Regions from separate parts of the Homo sapiens genome. Here region 2 is linked to region 1. Evidence: chromatin contacts called from ENCODE Hi-C data. All regions are on one chromosome and are shown on one strand. Each heading gives the region's core, a stretch centred on a gene start or an enhancer-like site at or near the end of the contact. The rest is flanking DNA. Distances are from core to core; before and after follow the strand shown. Region 1 holds the start of KIF21B (kinesin family member 21B). Region 2 has its middle 11 kb from the start of PHLDA3.

Region 1 (4,820 bases), core at 1,012-3,511:
CAGCAGAACCCAGGGGGGATGTCTGGATGCTGGCTGCCCTGCTGCTCCCTGGTGGCCCAGGAGGGAGCTACTTCTGAGTAGCCGAAGTCCTGAGGCTCTGACATTTAGGAGACCTGAGTTTCCCGCCCGTGTGTATCCCTGCTTCCCCTGACTCAACACCCAGTGACCTGGAGGGATGCAGAGAGGGTGGGCAGCAGCTCTGGAGGCATTTCCCAGCAGTAGAACTGTGAGTCAGAAGGGTCATCTACTGTCGGAAGTCAGAGGGGACCTCCTGCAGGCAGGAAACCAGAGTTGGGCCCCAGAGAAGTCCAGAGATGAGTTGGCGGGAAAGTAGCTCTTCAGAATGCAACATTACCATCCGGGAAGGCTGAACCTGGAGTCCGCTGTGCCTAGAGGAAAAGCCTGGGCCGGCCTAGCTCCCTTCTGCCTGGACATCATCATCCCTTCCACCTTGGTGGTCATCTGGGAAGCCTGGAATAAGATATACATGTCCAAATCTGGAGTCTGTTGCTTATATGCTGGAATTCATACATGTGAGGCTCAGTTTCCCCATCTGCAAAATTTAAAAAGAATAAAAAAGCCTAGCTTACAAGGTTATAGGGAAAAAATGAGAATATGTGCATAAAATACCTTGTGTAGGTGGTCCATATGTGTTAGTCTCCTCCCCACGAATTATTTTGGTTGGAAGATGGGGAGGAATGTTGCAGGATATGACTGCAACATTCTGCTAACCTCCTGGTCCAGGAGAGGTGATCCCCTGGCCCCAGGGAGAGCTTCCTCTAGATTCAAATGCTAATAAAAGGTCCAGGATACCACCAAGACCTCTTCTCCAGCCCCCATCATGGGGGCACTGCTGGCGGTGCTCCTCCTGTTTGCCATGGGGATGAAAAGGATGTGTTGATTGGCCCTTGAAATTTGCCCTTGAAATTATCTTTGGTTTTGATTTGACCTTAATAGGTCAAGCCAAACAGGGATCTGAGCTACTGCATGAAGCAGTTATTGGCGGGGAGGGGGGTGTGAGTGGAGGAGGGAAGGGGAGGAAGATGGTACCAACAGATGCATCCTCAGACCCCAGTCCACACCCTTGCCAAAATCTCTGACATGGTTTCATCATCTGAGGGTAATGTAAGAGGCCTGGAGTCAGACTCCCCTTCCTCCCCTCCCCCAGAGATCCCCATCCACATCTGGGGCTGCAGCTGGGTCCTCCTCTTGGGCCCTTTCCAGGGGAGGGAGCTGGGTGAAGTGAGGGCAGCTGGTGAGGGGCCCTGTGAATGGCCCCAATGTTGGGAGGCAGGGGGCAGGGAAGAGGCGTCTGGGCTCAGAGGGAGGGAGATGGACTGGGAAGGGAATTGTGACTTTGCAGCACTGGTCTCCTCCTCCATCCAGGCCCAGCGTTAAAGTCTCCATGGTCCTCCTTGTCCTTTATACCCATTCCTGCAGGCAGCTGCCCTCCTTCCCTTCCCCACCCACTTCACCGCCCAGCCTCTCTACCCAGGTGCTCGGAACTGAGGGCCCCCTTTGTTCCCTCCTTTCCCCCAGGGCAGCTCAGGCCTCCCACACTGACCCTCTGGCCCCACAGCCACAACAAGCAGAGTGTGAGCCAGGCCCAGTGGGGTCATCTGTGGGTCATAAAGGTCAATGGGACAGTCGTCTAGCAGTAGGGAGGGGCTAGTCTTGGGCTAGGAGCCTGGCCAGGAATCAACTAAAACATGAGCTTTAAGATGCTGCAGGGTGGAGGTGGGGGAAATTTTAGTTAGGGGCTAGCAAGAACTCCCTTCGAGAAGGGTTGGCGAATTTACTGGAATAAATGCAGAAGGGAAGCTTTCCTGGCTCTTTTGAACTATAAACCGTCAATCGCTGTGGGATCCCCGGGAGACCAGGGTTCTTACCATGCTTACCCACGAACTCGCTCTGTAACCTTCGGTAGTTCCCCTCTTTGAATCTCAGTTTCTTCATTTATGAAATGAGGGTCCCATTGAAGCCGAGGTTCTGCTACTCCAGGAGCCGAGGTTCTAACGTGGTCTGCGTCCAGCGCCCCCACCCCTACTCCCACCCCTACCCCCACCCCCACCCTTCAATCCCGCCCCCTACCCCCAGCCACCCCGTGGCCGCGAGCCAAGAGGTCCCTTTAAAGGCGCGAGTCCCGCCCCCACTGCTCATTAGGGCTTTCGATTGGCGGCTCCTGGGCGGGGCGGGGCCCGGCCTGGGCTCGGGGCTGGCTCGGGGCGGGCTCGGGGCCGGATCGGCCCCCGCCCCCTTTGTTCGCGCTGCGGCGGGAGGTGGCTGCCGGGTGGGAGGTGTGTGCGCGTGTGCCGCGCCGTAGGGAGCGGCGGGTCGCGCCGCCGGCTGTCAGCTAGCTCCGCGCCGCCGCCCGATGGCGCGAGGAGGCGCGCGGGCCCAGCCCCGGGGGGCCGGCCGCGGGTGAGCCCCTCGGCCTGCCGCCCGCGAGCATGTCACCTCCAGCCGCCGCCGCCGCAGCCTCCGCCAGCCGCGCCCGCGCCCCCGCCTCCCGCAGCCGCAGCCGCTGCCTCGGGCATTGGCCCCCAGACCCCCGCCTCTGATCCACGCCCAGACCCTAGCTCCAGAGGGCCATGGCCGGCCAGGGGGACTGCTGCGTCAAGGTGGCCGTCAGGTAGGGACCCGGGGCGGGGAAGGGGGCGCGCGGAGAAGCCTCGGGCTTTGTCTCGCGTGGGCTTTGGGCGGGGGGCGCGAGCACCGCTTGGGCTGGAGCCTGCACTCCCGGAGGAGGGGCCGGCGTGGGACGGGATGGAGGGCGCCGCGCGCTGGCCAGTCTGCCGCAGGGGAGCGGCGACCCCGCCGACTACTGGAAGGTGGCTTTGTTTGGGTGGTAATTTTGGGCCCCTCTTGGGAGCCCTTAATGATCAGAAAATCGAATAAACAAGGAAATCCGGTATTTCACACCCAGCTCTGGCCCAGGCCGGAGCGTCTGTGCGTTTCCTCTTCGCCTCCCCACGAGGCTGCTGTCTCATACGGGGATACCAGAGAGGGAAATTTCCCCTCATCCATGCGAGTCAGCTAGTTATGTGCTCTTGGTCCAGCTAGCAAAGGCAGCACACCCACCCTGGGAGCCAGATCTGCAGACAAAGATCGGGTGCGGGGACCAACGGAAAAGCTGGGATGATGCCTTGGCCTTCTGTGGGAAGTCAATGGCTTTGGGGGAGAATCCTACCAGTCCTGTCCCAAGAGGAGATGGGCCTAGGAAGGGAGGAAGAGGTGTATCTGAGGTGCTTCTCTCTGAGAGGGCAGGAGGGTGTGATGCAGATGCCCCATCCTCAGGCACTCAGATAAAATTGAGCAGGGGAGGGTTGCCTAGACTTATCTGGGGTTCCATTCTCAACAGCTCCGGGACTTGAGCCGGCAGAAATGAGACAGGGAGAGGACATGGCTGGGTGGGTTCTATTGGGAGGGGTACACAAAGGTGCAGGAGCAGGAAATGCTGTGAAATTGAGCCATCTGTGTTCTTTGTGCTGGGTGGAGATGCTTCACACCTCACCACTTCTCCCAGTTTTTGCTTTGGGTTTTTCTCTTTGAGAGGGGTGTCTTGGCGGCAGAGTGCCAATCTGGAGCTGCTCACCAAGGTAGGGATGTGGCAAGAACATCTATCTCTGCCCCAGCCCTGTATGATGGAGGGGGCGGGGGATTGTCCAGGTCTAGGGTAGGTCTCTCAGGTCTCTAGATCCCTTGGGTCATATGTGACCCAGATTCCAGGGGTCCTAGGAGGTTGCTCCTAGACAGAGTCAGAGATGGCAATGAAAAAGCTTTCTTCTTCCTGCCCCAGGGCAGATGCCCCTTGCCACGGCCACCTGGCCAGGCCTCTGCAGCCCAAAGAGGAGCTGACACTGATCAGTGCTTGGGTGAAGGGAAGGAGATTGAGGCACCCCCACCCATGCACCCTAGGCAGCACTCAAGAATCACTTGAGCACAGCTTTCCTGGCCCTGAGCAGCCAGAGACAAAGAGGAGCCCTGCAGGTGCCTGGTGGGCTGACTGGGGCGGGGCCAGGCTGCTGCTGGGGCTGACATTGCAGCAGGATCTTGTGGAGGTCGAGGGAGGGGTGCATGGCTGGGGGGTGGGAGTGAGAAATGTAAATATGGCATCTGCAGCAGATTGGGAGAGTCCGAGAACACCATAAAAGGGAAATGAAGCTCTGGCCCCCACCCATTGTGAATGAGGGCTGGGAAGGAAGGGGCTTGGGGGTGCCCTTTCCACAGGGGGTTTCCTTTAGATTCCATCTTGCTGGAGAGAGCTAAACAAAGGCCCCCTACCTCTGTTCAGGTCTCCAGGCTGGACTGGGGCTGAAAAGATGTGGGACTCCCACCCGGGGAGCCTCATGGGATTGGCACAGTGAGGAGAAGCTGATGTTCTCTTCCCACTGCCACCTCTAGAAGCTTCCCGGGACCCTTTCTGCAGAGAAGGGATCATGCCTGCCCTCTGCACCCAGTTCAGGACCATGTGTGTCATCTCTGGTTCCCAGTCAGATTGCCCTAAGTGGGGTCTGGGTGCCCCCACGCCTTGCCTTTCAGTTGCTGATCTGGATTGGGGGTGGGGCATTTGAGCATCAGAAGTCAGGCTTTCAGGGTCTCCGGGAAGGTAAGGGCCCCGCCCACTCCTCCCCTCCCACCCCAGCATGAGCGCCCAGCCCCGGCACACGCCAGACCTCAATGGGCAGCCGGCCGTGTACAGCAGACAATGCCTGGACAGAACCCAGTTTCTAATCAGAGAGCTTAGGACTGAGCTGGGGCTGGGCTGGGCTGGGAAGGAGAGCAGATGGTACCAGTGATGGGCTGTAGGGGGAGTTTTC
Region 2 (4,820 bases), core at 787-3,286, 460 kb before region 1:
AAGTTTTCAAAACAAAAGCAGATGCTTTAATAACAACAAGGCCTCGTGTACCTATTTCCCAGATGACCAGCTCCAACAGTGGCCTTGACAGAGGCCCCTCCTGGACTCTGAGAAAGGCACCTATGCATGCATAACACCCATCAATGGTGCAGAGCAATAGAAAAGTACAAGATGACCGGGAGAAGAGCTGGAGGAGTTCAGGGAATGCCAGCCCAGGGTGGGCTCTGGCTGGGAGTTCTGCAATCGGGGTCAAGGGCTCCATCTTGGTAACCCCTCTGGCTCCAGCACAGGGGGTGGCCCACGAAAGGTGCTCCGGACAAGTTTCCGCAGCCAGGAGGACGGCTGGTTCCACACACCCAGGTGGACCCTTCTGTCTGGGAGGGGCCTACAGGAGTGGCCCGGATGGGAGCCTTTGGGGCCCAAAGCTGGAGAGAGGCTGCCCTCTGCTGGCTGATCGGGAGGGCCTGTCGGCGACCGTCCTGTGCCTTGCACCACTAGCTGTCTTGCTCCCGGGCCACTGTTTTTCAGTGCAGCCCCACGGTGGGCAAGGGGCCCTGACGCACCTCCTGGGAATAAGACCTGGGTAAAGGCAGTAGGCTGTAAGCCAGCTGCGGCCAGGCCAGGAAGCACTCACTGGACGGTGAAGGGCCAGCCAGAGGGGCGCATCAAGGAAGGAGGAACACCAGGCAGGGGAGGCACTTGGGGAAGGAGGGTCGGCTGACGGGGAGGGGGCCCAGCATCTGCAAGCGCGGCGCTTGCGCCGTCCCGGGAGACACCAGGTGGTGCTGTGGGGTCAGGGCAAAAGGCAGGCGCTGCGTTTCCGCGCACCCCACGCCCTCCTCCTCTCTCTGTGGACCCTGAGGACTCAGCTCCTGCGCAAGACAGCGCACGCGTCTAATCCCCGACGCTCACTTCTCCTTGGAGGGCTGTCGCGCTTCGGGGCCCTGTGGAATACCAAACCCTCACCAAAGAGTGAGCAAGGACTCTTTTTTTTGAGACAGAGTTTTCCTCTTGTTGCCCACGCTGGAGTGCAATGGTGCGATCTCGGCTCAACGCAACCTCCGCCTCCCGGGTTCAAGCGATTCTCCTGGCTCAGCCTCTGAGTGGCTGGGATTACAGGCATAAGCCACCCCGCCCGGCTAATTTTTGTATTTTTTTGGTAGAGACGGGGTTTCTCCATGTTGGTCAAGCTAGTTGGCCTAGAACTCCCGACCTCAGGTGATCTGCCCACCTCGGCCTCCCAAAGTGCTGGGATTACAGGCATGAGCCACCGCACCCGGCCAGGGTGAGCTAGGTCTTTATGTCCACTTAGGTATTTCTTTTCTCGTTTCTGTCATCTCCGAGCAAGGCGTCCAGGGCGACCTCGGGAGAATGTGTTTGGTGGGAGCTATGCCCAGCTGCAGGAGCGGTAGAGCCCTGGGCTTTTTAGGATGTGATGGAAAATAGCTGCCGCTCCCGATGGGCGGCAGGCCCAGCCTCCTCGGGCTGCCCTTCTCCAAGAGCCTTAGCAAATTGTCCGGGTCACCTGAGAGGCTGGGGAGGGACAGGAAGACCACGAGGCCGACTGGAGGGTGAGGATAGAGATCTTGGGTAGCGGGGGTTGGGGGGCGTTAGAGCTGCTATTAAGTGTGGGAGTGATCCCTGAATCAAGGGCCACAGAAATTATTCGAGAGGGGCTCCCAATCGCTTCTCGACCTTTTGGCTAAGATCAAGTGAGGGGGGCACCCAGCGAGGAACGATCCCCCGACTTAGATCAGTGGAGGTGAGTGTGGCGGAGTGAGGAACACAGGGATTAACAACTGGAAGGTCCGGCCCTCCCCGCGCCTCGCCTCCGTGCCACGCCCAGCCCCGGCCCCGCCTCCAAGCCCAACCTTTATTCTGAGAATCATTGGGGAAGCCTTTAAAAATGGATTCCCAGCCCCACCCCTAGAGATTCTGATTCGGTTGGCCTGGGTGGGGCCTGGGAATCTGTATTCGACAAGCTGCTCTGGTGATTCTCTGACGCTTGCCCGGGCTCAGCCGGGCTTGAGAACCTGCGGACCAGCCCAGCCTCCTAGTAGGTGCCGGCCTCCACCCGGCCGCTCAACCTCAACCACTTAGCTGCCAACAGCTCCGCGCCCCGCCCCGCCCCGCCCCGCCCCGCCCCGCCCCGCAGCTGGGGCTGCCTCTGAACGGTTCTAATGATTAGAGAGGACTTCCTGGAACTTCCTATTTCTGTCCCCTAGAGTCATCCAGAACAGGTCTAATCCCTCTCCTGCATGACAGCGCTTCAGAGATTTGAAGACAGCTGTCGGCTGCCTGAGTCCGCCCCTCCCCACCAGAGATCCCCTGGCCTTTCAGCGCTTCCTGATGGAGGCACCAGGGAGCCCAGTGAGTCCAGTGGAGGAGGAAAAACACAGCCAGGGGTTGGGGGCCGTCCAGTGGCCAGAGAAACAGACTGGGGACTTGCAATAGGTCAAAGGGAAAAAACAGAGGCAGCTCCCCCTGAGAAACGCCTGTCCCCTGCCTTTCTAGGGTGCAACTTCCTCCAACCTAGTCTTCTTTTGGACATTTTGGAAACATTATTATTCATCCAACTTGTGTGCTTACTATATGCTATAGACTGTTTGAAGACCTTTAATGTATTAACTCACTTAATTGTCACATTACTCATCCATCTCGTGTGCTTAATATATGCTATAGACTGTTTGAAGACCTTAAATGCATTAACTCATTTAATTCTCACAATAGCCCTATGAAGTAGGTGCTGTCATTTTACCCACTTATAACTGATCAAACTGAAGCCAAGAACCAAAGAACAATTCAGCAACCCTCTCAAGGTCAAATTGAGCAGGATATAAATGCAGGCAGCTGGGTCCAGGTCCCATCGCTGCAGTGCTATACCTAACATCCTTGCCTTAAGAGGAGACAATTATGTACTGGGAGTATGAGGCCTGGTGCTGGAATGGTGAGTTAGGACCATAGCAATAGCTAACAGTTATTGAGCACATACTATGTGCCTGGCACTGGTCTAGATGTTTTCTTATTTGATCCTCATATAAGCACTAGGAGGTAATTATATTATCCCTTTATTATATAAGAGGAAACCGAGATTCAGTGAATTTTAGAGACTTACTCAAGTCCCTGGCAAGTGGTGGAGCCAGGATTGGAACCAGCTCTGTGACTTTGGGCCTGCCTCCTCCCCTCTGGGTGTCGGCTCCTCATTTGCGAAGTGAAGACGTTGGCCTAAATTAGTTCTGAGGAAATGCTTCTCAAGCTTTAATGTGCATATGAATCTCCTGGGGATCTTGTTAAAATGCAGATTCTAGTTTTGGGTGGGGCCTGAAATTGGACATCTCTCACAAGCTCCCAGGGGTAGGTGGTGCTGATGTTGCTGATCCTGGGACCACACTTGAACAGCCAAGCTTCAGGGGATCCACCCAACTCTGATGTCCTGAGTTTATGGGCCTAGAAAGACTCACCCTAAAGGCCATGAAAATTCAGGAAGCAGATTATCGTGAATAAAGCCTTTAGTGGGCATTTTCCATGCCTGGACAAGCCCTTAGTTCCTTTTCAGAAGCACCTGCTCCTGAACCTTCTACATTTCCACTCTGTTGACCTCAACCTGACTCTTCAAGAGAGTTCAAGGTCTTGGTCCCAGGCCAAGGGGGATTGTTGCTCCCTGCTGGAGGAGTGAAGAGGTATCTCTGTGGCTCTGCCTTCTGGGTACCCAGCAGTCCCATGGCAATCACACTGTCTAGTCCTTTAAGAGATGTTCACAGATATTCCTGGACACACAGTAATATCTACGTTTACATTTAAGGGTTACATTTGGCCTCTTCCCTTGAATTTTGATGTGGTGATGTGGCTTGCTGTGGCCTCTAATTGAGACCAGAAGTGTCACTTCTGAGCAGACTTCTTTTTTTTTATTTTTTATTTTTTATTTTTTGAGATGGAGTTTCACTCTTGTCGCCCAGGCTGGAGTGCAGTGGCGTGATCTCAGCTCACTGCAACCTCTGCCTCCCAGATTCAAGCAATTCTCCTGGCTCAGCCTCCTGAAGTAGCTGGGATTACAGGTGCCTGCCACTACACCCAGTTAATTTTTTTGTATTTTTAGTTGAGACGGAGTTTCATTATGTTGGCCAGGCTGGTCTTGAACTCCTGACCTCAGGTGATCCACTTGCCTCAGCCTCCCAAAGTGCTGGGATTACAGGCGTGAGCCACCGTGCCTGGCCATCTGAGCAGACTTCTTTAATAGGCACGATGTAAGTTTTCATGTCCCTTTTCCCTGTTGTGGAGAGTGTGGAAGTAGGTGTGATGGAACCTCCAGCAACCTGGATATGTGTATATCTCAAGGAGCAGATATACCTCCCCTGCCAGCTCAAGTAGGACATATGGTATGAGTGGGAAGACCTTTGCTATGTTAAGCTATTGGGTTTGGGAGGAGTTTCTTAGCACAGCATAACCTAGCCCATCCTAACTAGTACACATACCAATATCACCTTAGATAGGCCGAGTCAAGTATGGAGACCATATTTCTACAAAGTCAGGATCGTAGCCTGTCAAAGATCTAATGCTTAACTCTGGGGTCTTCTTCAGTAGGAAGGAATATCTTCTTGCAAAAGTAGGGTGGGATTCCTAAAGATGTGAACTCTTCCTCCCCTTCTTTTGCTAGTCCCTGTTAAGTAGAGAACTCTGATTCACCCATTTGCCATTGTGTCCCTAAAGTCTAGCCCAGGGCCTGAATTAAGAATTAAGAATACTTAATTCTTAATTCACACACAATGGGATTTACTCTGAAGTTCCTTTCTATGAATCTTCCTGTAGATCACATCCAAGAA

The links. A loop is a pair of places that touch in the nucleus more often than their neighbours do. Pooled maps may share reads with other maps.
Region 2: a map with no recorded cell type shows a loop between it and region 1 (5-fold over the local background). The contact joins the enhancer-like site here to the promoter of KIF21B in region 1. A Hi-C loop is called at or near these places in 2 of 37 single-sample maps with no recorded cell type and 3 of 50 pooled maps.

The regions. Positions count from the first base shown.
Region 1 is chr1:201,021,155-201,025,974 of GRCh38, reverse strand. It overlaps KIF21B (kinesin family member 21B), which reads left to right and starts at 2,261. Exons shown (of 35, transcript NM_001252102.2): 1 at 2,261-2,632. The coding sequence starts at 2,592. It overlaps LOC101929305 (a long non-coding RNA gene), which reads right to left and starts at 2,026. Exons shown (of 4, transcript NR_188464.1): 1 at 1,890-2,026; 2 at 356-471. RefSeq lists silencers at 1,536-1,693, 2,045-2,404, 2,805-2,854, 4,735-4,820 and enhancers at 3,459-4,066, 4,375-4,504.
Region 2 is chr1:201,477,872-201,482,691 of GRCh38, reverse strand. No RefSeq gene overlaps it. Among named protein-coding and RNA genes, the nearest start is that of PHLDA3, 11 kb to the right of the region's middle. RefSeq lists a silencer at 2,085-2,174. Within about 2 kb of position 2,036, at least 27 of the 41 ENCODE cell types and tissues checked have a DNase peak (open chromatin) inside an H3K27ac peak, as active enhancers do.